Linked DNA regions of Mus musculus: region 2 is linked to region 1. Evidence: chromatin contacts called from ENCODE Hi-C or POLR2A ChIA-PET data. All regions are on one chromosome and are shown on one strand. The core of a region is the stretch at or near the end of the contact, and the rest is flanking DNA. Distances in the headings are between cores, read along the strand shown.

Region 1 (4,909 bases), core at 621-3,120:
GCATAAATAATATATTTTTTTAAAGAAATGGGGTTAAGATCTGTACAAAGTCTCATGTCTGTAGTTCCAGTACTCAGGAGGATGAAGGAGGGTTACCATGGCTAGGCTACATAGTTCTAGGCTATTCTGAGCTACAATGTGAAACCATGTCTAAAAAAGAATGGAATTATTCCTAAGAAAAGGAGAAATAATTCCATTGGTTGAGAAGAATACAGTACTAGAATTTGGGATCCCAGCAAAGTTGGTTTGATAGCAACATACCTAATACAGTTAGGAGGATCAAAAAAAAAAAAAAATGTAGAGAAGTAGGAGTCATCTTAAAGATCAGTAGCTGTGCTGGCTGGTTTTGTGCAAACCTGACACCAGAAAGAGTCATTTTGGAAGAGGGAATTTCCATTGAGGAAAAACACCCCAGCAGTCTGACCTGTGTGTGCGCAAGTTTATGGGGCATTTTCTTGGCTGATGGTTGATGTGGAAGGGCCTGGCTCACTGTAAGCAGTTGTATTAAAAAGCGAGGAGGGACAAGCCAGAAAGCACAGTTCCTGCTTCCCTAGGTAATGAGCTGTAGGCTATCAGATGAAACAAACCCTCTCTTACCCAAGTTACTTTTGGTCATGGATTTTTATCACAGCAATTGAAACGCCAAGACTGAAGTAAACCAAGTGAACGGAAGTTTCTTCTATAGAGCAGCATACTTACCACACTGAGACAAGACTTAATGTAATCCTTGGGTGTTCTCTGTGCTTCAGAATTTCCTCATCAATAAAAACTGGATTCGTAAAAAATAACCTGTCCGGAAGAGGTGTGGTACCAAGAAAACACATACAACGCTTGGCACAGTCCCAACTCAATGATCCTTTCACTGTCTTAAAGTCATGGGTTACCATAGCGATTTGGTCCCTCCCATTCCCTTCATCCATTGTCAAGCCAGACCTGCCAATATATTTAAATTGTATTCGGGAGAGAGCCGAATCCACAGCCTTCAACTACCCGGTTACCTTCTGGTTACTTTTAGCTCTTAGGGCGTAGGATTTTTTTTTCTTTTCAATTTAAATATTTATTTGTTTGTATATGGGAATCGGGGAGGACACCAGGAGCATGTGTGGAGGTCTGGTGTCAAAGGACAACTTTTGGCTGTTCATTCTCTCCTTCCACCAAGTGAGGACCCGGGGATCGAACTCAACATCTTAGACTTAGATTAGGATTGTTTTAGAAATGGGAAGGAAAGAGCAGCGGGTGAGGGTGGGAGCTTGCCATCTATTCGCACCAAAAAGAAGGCGCCCACACAGCTAGGGACAAATGACAGGGAGCAGCCCTCAGGGATTTCAGTTAGGTCCCTCCCCGCAACTCTCATTCTCTCCTCCAAGAGTTCTCTTCCGAAAGCTTCCTGAGAGGGTAAGTTTATGGTGTGGTGGCTCAGGTTATCCTGAAGGCCAAGCCCTTTCTGCGACAAAGCGGGATGTCACAGGCGTGCAGCAGCCTGGATGAGGGGGTCCGGGTCTAGTACCGCCGAAACGTAGGCACTTTGGACCAGGGATGGACTAGGGCTCTCAGGAAAAGGCTGCTATGTGGGACAGGAACAGCACTGAAAAGAGCATGCAGCACGGAGCTAAGCCGCCTTGCGCTCAGGGTTCAGAATTCGAATCGTGGAGCTGGACGTGGAGTCTACTAGTCCCAGGCTACCAGCAACTGAGCAGTAAAAATGCCGGGGGTCCATGGGGAAAATATTCCTTGAAAGAGCCCCCGCCTCTGGATGGCTGATTAGCCAATCGCATCTCGGGGCGGGGCCTCGGAGAGTAGTTACAGCCAATCGGAGTTCAGGGGGCGGGGCCTGGTCCCGGGCGCGCGCTGTGGCGGGGTCGCCCTGGGCAGAGATCTTGGAGCTACGGTAGGGAGCCGCTGAGGCGAACCGCTGAAGGGAACCTTCCCAGCATGGACGACCCCGCGGCACCGGGGCCCGCCGGCTCTCCTGCTAATGACAACGGCAACGGGAACGGCAATGGGAACGGGAACGGCAACGGCGGCAAAGGGAAGCCGGCCGTGCCCAAGGGCAGGGAAACGTTCCGCAACCAGCGGCGGGAGTCGGAGGTGAGGAACCCGGAGGTATCCGCCAGCGGGAAGCGGCGGCTGAGGTGGAGCGGCCCTCAGCCCGGTCCCTTCCCGCTGCGGGTCGCCCGCTTTCTTGCCTTGGCCTGCGGTTTTCCTAACCGGCGCGAAGAGCGTAACAGATACTTTCCAGATACTTGACAGCTGCCGCCCGGTGAAGCCGGAATTTGGATCCCGGTGTACCGATGGGGAACCAGCGCATAGAGGTGCAGGGACTGGACGGAGGGGCGGGAGCCCGAGCTCTGCCGCGGGAGGGGAGGGTGGGCTGGCGGGCAGCACGCCCTCCCTCTTCACACTGCAGCAACTGGCACTGGACTGGACCAGACCAGCCTGGAGCACCAGCCTTCCCCTTGCTATATCTCCTGCCCTCGGGTGATGGCGGTGGCTTAGGGAGCGCCTTCCGCGAACAGCTCGCCCCTTTTCTAGGAGGGTTGAAAGACAGGATTCAAGCTGGGATAGGACCAGGGCGACGTTTGAGAGTAGCAGTCCCAGGATGCAGCTAATGGGATGGCTATTTAAATATCTTCCACCTTTTCTTAGGAAAAAAACAAAACCAAAACCAAAAAAAACTAACTTGGGACATGGAAAGGAATGAATTATTATTATTCCCCTACATTTTATCTAGCCATATTCCATCTATCAACCAAGAGCAAAACTGCATACAAGCAGGGACTCAGGGGGAACGAAATGTATGTGGAAGGGGATGTGAAGGTCATCTGGTTTAGCCTTTATTTGATTCGATTTCATCTGGATTTAATTATTTGAGACAGCCCATGGCAACGTCTATTGACAACTTGCCCTGGCTGGGCTTGAACTCACTGTGTAACTGAGGAGAGCTTTGATCCTCCTGCCTCTGTTTTTCAGGTGTTAGGATTACAAAATATGCTACCACAGTGAGCCTAACCTTTCATTTTACTACGTAGAAGCCACGGAGTTGGGGGGATGTGGCTCAGTGATGGAGTGCTTGTGTAGCTTACACAAGACTCTAAATTGATCCCCAGCAGCAGAAAAGGGGTCTGGTCATCTAGAGACAAAAGGTAAAAGAGATAAAACCAACTCTCCTGAGATCAGACACTTGGCTGACAGTGAATGGCCAAAACCACCAAGTTTCAGTGTCTGTCTGGCCAATTGTCTGTCTGTCTGTTTCAGTACCTCCATTTATTATCTGTGTGGCTTTAGGCAAATTAACTAACCTAGTTTCTTTTGTAAAACAGTTACCACTGAATAACTCAGAAGGTTGAGATAATCGAACACAAAGCCTTTTAAACAGTTCATATAATTAATTGGTCAGTACTTATAACTGTCATCATTCTCGTTAAGGGGCAGAGGGAGTCCTAGTCTGTGGTGATTCATTTAAATAGTATTTCACAGTTTCCAAAGTGATCAATCTGTCTATTTGGTTATTTGTTGTACAGAGACCAACACTAGCATATACACTGCCATTAAGCTCTCACCCCCGTCTCCTAGTTCCTAAAAGGTAAATGGAGCAGGGGAAACTGCCCCCAAAGTCACCATCTTGTACAGACAGGGTTTCTTTGTAGGGATTTTCTTTTAAAAGTGCCTTATACCTCCTTCCTCAAGAGAGACATTGGTGTGTTTTTCGATGAAGGAAAAGTTTAATCTTGGCTCATGGTTTCAGAGGACTATTGTGGTGGTGAGGCCATGTTGGAGGACAGCTCAAAACGGAGGAAGTGAAACATTGTTCTTGATCAAATATTTTGAGGGGCTAGCAATGAAGTTACAAGATGTTAATGATATATCAGTGAATAAGGCAGAAGGGTCTTTGCCCTTCTAGAGCAAGCATTCCAGGAAAGGTGGGGAGACACAATATGCAAATAAATGACCCCAGAGTGATAGGCTGGGTCTTCCTTCTGAAGTAGAGGCATGGCACAATCCCCACCTGTCTCAGTCCCCTGCAGGAAAAAGGCTCTCGTAGTGTGTTGCTTTTGCCAGTGAGCTCAGTGTGGCTCCCCGGAGTTTCACCTCCTGACTTTCCGCAGCTGCATTCTTCATGCTTGGAAATGAACAACTGCAGTAATCATCTCTGTCTGGGCTCATTGCCTCCAAAAGCCTTGCTGGAAAAATTAGTGTTACTTCCACCTTCTAAGGCAAAGGGTATGACTGTTAGTACGTCCCCTGTCATCTTTGCAGTGCCCAAATCTGCTTTTCCTTCCCTCTTTGTTTTCCAGTAAAGAAAATCCTTAGGGAAAATAGTTTTCTTTTCCTAGAACTCCTGAAAATTTTGCTAGAAGAGAATTACAATTGGCACAAATCAAGATATAGATAGATAGATAGATAGATAGATAGATAGATAGATAGATAGATAGATAGATAGATATGCATGATAAGGGCATTTCTTGTACTTAACTCTTAGTCTTTACAGTGACCCAGTGAAGAAAACCTTACTATTGTCCTATTTTATGGGTGAGAAAACTGAGCATTTTCCAACAATAGTTACTGATGCCAACTGAATGTCCTACAAATGAATTCAATTCTGACACTAATTGCCCAGATGTAGTGAACATACAAGATTGCCCCCAATTCATATGCAAGCCACAACTGAAGTTCCTAGATGGTATACATTTCTATTTGGCCAACTGTAAACTCAGGTTACTATTACCCCTTTCAAGTTTGAACGATAATTTGCTAGAATGACTGAACTCTGGGGTGTTTATATTTAAGATTCTAATTTTTAAATAAAAGGTTCAAATCAGAAACGTCCAAATAGAAGAAACTCATAGACAAGGTATGGGCTCAGATGGGTATAGAGACTGTGTTCTTTCTAAGAGTCACCATCCTAAGA
Region 2 (5,209 bases), core at 1,595-4,094, 440 kb after region 1:
CCCGGGTTGTATTATAAAAACAGCTGAGCAAGCCAGGGAGAGCAAGTCAGTTACCAGGGCTCCTTCCGACCTCTGCTTCACCTCTGCTTCGTTTCTGTCTCATTTTCCTGCCTGACCTCCCTCAGAGATGGAGATGTAAGATGAATAAACCCTTTCCTCCCCAGGAGGCTTCCAGTCAGAATGGCTTATCACAGAAAAAACAAAACAAAACAAAACAAAAAAACCCCAAAACCAAAGACTGAGCAGGGTGCCCTGCAACCCATACTGGGGTCTGAATGCTGACCTCAGGTCTCCAGGCTTGCGTGGAGCATCATGCTGGCCCTGACATGGAGATTACAGGTATGGACGGCATCTACTGCCAATCTCACTTTTAAACTGGCAGAGTGTTTTCATGTACAAAGTCATACGTAGACTCGGTGCCCTGATTTTCCCCTCAGATTATAGAGTGGTAAGAGACTTCTTGGTTCCCAGGTTCTGTCCTGGAGCCAGGCCAGCATACCTTTAATCAATCCCAGCACTCAAGAGAGACAGGCAGATCTCGGAGTTTGAGGCCAGCCTGGTCTACAGAGAAGAGACCCAGGACAGCCAGGGCTACACAGAGAAACCCTGTCTAGACAAATCAAACCAAAAAATAAGAACAAAAAAATGAAGGGTTCTGTCCTGGGGAGTTCCATTATGAGCCCCGTCTAATGGGGTGGTACTGAGGGTGAGGCCGGACCATCTCCTGACGGACTCCTGCTACAGGAGCCCAACTGCTCTCTGCCGACAGACACAATCATCCTGTGTGGAGCTATCTTAAAGGCCAGAGTGGGGAGGCACCCAGGTTGGCAGCTTAACCAGAAAGCCAGTCATTATGACACTGAGGTCATTCTTTTAGTCAGCAAGGCCAGAACTAGGTCTCCCTCCACCCTCCCTCCGCTCCCTCCCCCAGGGGGGCAGTCTGTAATCAGGCTCACTTCAAGAAGGGTAGAAAGCATGAGGGGCTGTGGGCGGCAACAGGAGCGCTGAGGCTCAGATGGCAGAGGGTGTCACCAACCCTCTAGTGCTGTGGGAGTTGCGGAGAGAGGCCAGGCAAAGCTCTCGGGCAGGCGCTTGGTGGTCTACTCTCCTGGGGAGCAGAGAACTTCATTCCTACCCCAAAAGGATGGCTCCCTTAAAACAGACAAGCATCATGGTACATACCTGTGATCCCAGCACCTGCAAGGTAGAGGCAGGAGGATGGAGAGTTTAAAGCTGACTACAAGAGAACCTGTCTCAAATATCAAAACACAAGGCAGGGTGAAGGGGCACAAGCCTTGAACCCCAGCTCGTGGGCGGCTTGGCAGGCAGAATCTCTGAGTTTGAGTCCAGCCTTACAGTCACTACATAGCAAGAGGCATGTCAGCCAGGCTTACAGAGGGAGATACAGACCCTGTCAGGAAAAAAAAAAAAAAAAGGAAGGAAGGCCGGGTTGTATGCCTTAAGTCCCAGCACTCTGAGTTCGAGGCCAGCCTGGTCTATGGAGTGAGTTCCAGGACAACCAGGGCTACACAGAAAAACCCTGTCTCAAAATAAATAGATAGATAACTAAAATAAAACAGGGAGGGGAAAAAACAAAAACAAAAACAAAAACAACCAAGAGAACAGGTTGGTGAGATGGCTGCTGTTATGACAAGGACCCACCTAAAGGTAGACAGACAGAATCAACTCCAAAGTTGTCCTCTGACCTCCACTCTTGTGCCATGATAGACCCCTCCAATCACACACACATCTTTTTTTTTTAAATTAAAAAAAAAAATTAGGGGCTGAAAAGGTGACTTAAGAGTTAAGAACAAGTGTTGCTCTTCCAAAGGACGTGAGTTCAATCCCATACGTCTATGTCAGACAACTCACTTCCTGTGACTCCTGCTCTAGGAGACCTATGGCTTTTGGCACACACACACACTCTCCCTCTCCTTCTCCCTCTCAAAAACAGAAGCAAAACAAAACAGCACCCACCCACATCACTTCCTGTTTCTTGCCCGACCTCACTCACGGCCCCTTTGGCTTTTTTTTTTTTTTTTTAATAGGACCTCATGTAGCCCATGCTGGCCTTGAACTCACCACTTATCCAAAGCTGACCTTGAACTCCTGACCCCTCTGCCTCTGCCTCCCGAGTCTGGGTTCACAGCTTTCCATGTTGGCCTTCTAGTGCACAGATGAGCCCTGCTATGGGTGCAAACATTCCCCTCACAGAGGGTACCCCCAGTTTTTCTCCTGCCACACCCTTGCCTCCCTAATGCACTAAATCCAAAGAGCTGGGGACTTTCTTGTCATTTATCCTCATTTTTAACGCCTCAAAGAATGTTTTCTAACTCTGTTGTGATTTTAAGACTGATTTTTTGAACCACGGCACCCATATTTGCCCTCCTTTTACTTTGAAAAATTCCTGGGCTAAGTTTATGGGAACTGAGCCCAGATCACAGCTGACCACTGAGGAGCAAGAGAGCTGGGGCCCCTGCAGACCAGTAAGGTTCAGGGAGAGGATGGAGGTGTGGACCGTGTGGTGGAAGGAGGAGGCCACTGCCCTGTTCATTCTATGCCTTTTACTTTGACCTGTGAAGTGATTTTTCCAGAGACTCTGGGATCCCAGCATTGTGCTCACCTCGCAGTAGGCATTAGGCCTTCTGGCCTCTGATCTGGGGTGCTCACCTGCCTCAACTGGCTTTCTGAGGGGAAAAGAGGCAGGAAGTGGTGCAGCTGACCAGACTGAGCACAGGGAAGGCGCTCCTGACTCCCTGTGGCCTGCTAGTCCAGATCCAGGCTCAAGTGGCCGCAGGATAGATGACTCAGGTAAGCCGTGCAGGCCAAACAGGCAGTGTCCACAGCCCAGCAGGCCGGGCCTATAATTAGCTTGCCTGTTGTCTTCTTAGCACCATCTCCTAAGGGTGGCCCTGCTGGGCCCTGAGCCAAGGCTGGAGGAGGCTGGCAAGAATGTGGTTATCTCACTTGGTGTTTGGTTGCCCAAGATGCTGCTTCCCGATGCTTCTAAAACTGGGCATCGAGCTGAAGTACCAGCACCTCTGCTGATGGGGGAGAGCCACTGGGCGAGAAGAATCCTTCCCATAGCAAGGATGAGCTAGCGAGACATTCTGGGATGTTTTTGCCTGAGCCCAGTGCCCATTTCTTTTCCTCAGACCCAAAAGTCCCTACAGCCTGGAGACACGGGTGGCCAGGTGTGCAGCTAAGGATTGCTTAGCAACCACGTAACAAACATCAGGTCCCTTAGCTCTTAAGCAGCCCTTTGACATAGACACTGACTACTCCTGCCCCTTTTACATATCAAGAAGCAGAGGCCCCAGGAGCTGGCTCAGAAGACAGACTGATAACAAGGGCATCCAGTATTTGAGTCCAGATGGCCAGATCCCGACTGACTCTGAGCTGGCTTGGCCACAACCTGTGTGCCGTCTTGGCTGTCACTCCCCACTCTGACCTTGGCTGAATGCAGGGAGTCAGGCCATAGTCTTTGCAACTTTGTGTCTGGTTCTACCGCTGGACAGGTATGGAAAGGGCACTGGGTGGAAGGCCCTCCCTTCCCTGGCCCTGGACAGCCATGTTTACTTCTGGTTGGGAAGTGTGGCTTCATAGGCACCTGACTGACCTGACGGGGTGGTAATGAACTCATGACCTGTACCACTGACTCACGGGCCAAAGCTGCTTCCCCACTCCATTCCTCAGTTTCCCCGGTGGATCAAGGGGCAGTAATGACCTCTTTGTGTTCCGTGCCGCCATGAATCGGGGTCAGTGAGCATCAGTCACACACCCTGGAATGCTCACAAGGAAAGGGTCATCTGCCGGGCCCGAGCTGCACGGTTGCCCGTGATGACATTGCTCTGGCCCTTGGCCCTGTGGCCACGTCCTCCAGGTTTTGTTACTGGCTTAACTCTGTGGGCTGGGTTTGGAGTGACTCAGCCTGAGTGTTGGTGACACCTTGGGAGGACTGGCGTCAGTGCAGCCATGTGGAGCAAGGTGGCTGCCAGTGGCTCGTCTCCTCTTGTGGCTTTCTCTTCTGGCTTCCCAGTCAGTCTGGTCTTTAGGCATTTCTGCACGCCTCTAATGGTGGATACAATGTCTCTAATGCTGGATACAAGGGATTAGCCCTGAACTTTAAGGAGAGCATCCTCAGGAGTGCCTTTAATCCCAGCACTCGAGAGGCAGAGGCAGGAGGATTTCTGAGTTTGAGGCCAGCCTGATCTACAGAGTGAGTTCCAGGACAGCCAGGGCTATACAGAGAAACCCTGTCTCAAAAAAAAAAAAAAAAAAAAAAAAAAAAAAAAAAAGGAGAGCATCCTCCACTTCTCTGGATCTTCACTAAATACATTCTCTTTCCTCTTCTCTGGGCACCCACCTCCATGCTGTCCATTTTCCTATCACTGGACTGGTCTGTGCTACAAAGCAGGCAGCCCCAACTTCCAGTCTACACTGACTTAGACAAGACAAAGCCAGATGCTGTGGCGAGGCTGGCGAGGTGGTGTCTGCCTTCCATAAGAGCGCTAGGGAGGCACATGGAGGTGGGTCTCTGTGTCTGAGGCCAATCTAGTCTAAATAGAGCAGAGGTTCTCAACTTGTGGGTTGCAACCCAACGTGGGAGGGGTTGTCAAGTGACCCTTTCACAGGGGTCACATAAGGCCACCGGAAAACTGGTATTTACATTACCATTCCTAAGTGTAGCAAAATTAATTAGTCATGTAAAAAGAAAAAAAAAATCACGAGAAACTGTATTAAAAGGGCCACAGCATTAAGAAGGTTAAGAACCACTGACAAAATTTCCAGACCAGACAAGGCTACAAAGTGAGACATTTTCTAAGACAAAACAAAACAAAACAAATCAAAACACCCGAAAAATGATGCAGAAATGAGGGTGAACCATTTGGAAAGGAGAGTTGTCGCCCAGGGCCTGTCCCCCAGTGATTGGTGGCGGTGGGTCCGTGGTTGTTTGAAAGGCAAGCTGGAGTTTAATGTGAAGCACTGGCGGCACCTAATGGCTCTAGTGGGTACTGCTAGTATTACAGCTTGACACTATAGCTAACCTGACCTTGAGTCTGGACTAAATACCTAAGTTTTTGGAAAGTGGGCAGATGCTATGGCTCTCATAAAGGGGAAGTTTTCTAAGTTTTCTAGCCATTTACTACCTCATACGTCACATTTTCCTGGATGTCTAGTTACCTACAGAACACAGATCACTCTAGTT

The links. Hi-C counts contacts between places; a loop is a spot of excess contacts on that map. ChIA-PET counts read pairs that join two places held with the same protein, here RNA polymerase II (POLR2A).
Region 2: a loop to region 1 is called in a map of gastrocnemius, with 2.3 times the contacts of the local background. The contact joins the enhancer-like site here to the promoter of Strip2 in region 1. A Hi-C loop is called at or near these places in 1 of 37 maps with a recorded cell type or tissue (gastrocnemius). POLR2A ChIA-PET finds 5 or more read pairs at or near these places in 1 of 5 experiments (Patski).

Annotation. Positions count from the first base shown.
Region 1 is chr6:29,915,143-29,920,051 of GRCm38, forward strand. Strip2 (striatin interacting protein 2) reads left to right here and starts at 1,871. Exons shown (of 21, transcript NM_177204.3): 1 at 1,871-2,088. The coding sequence starts at 1,933.
Region 2 is chr6:30,352,983-30,358,191 of GRCm38, forward strand. No RefSeq gene overlaps it. Among named protein-coding and RNA genes, the nearest start is that of Zc3hc1, 35 kb to the right of the region's middle. Within about 2 kb of position 2,845, at least 1 of the 3 ENCODE cell types and tissues checked has a DNase peak (open chromatin) inside an H3K27ac peak, as active enhancers do.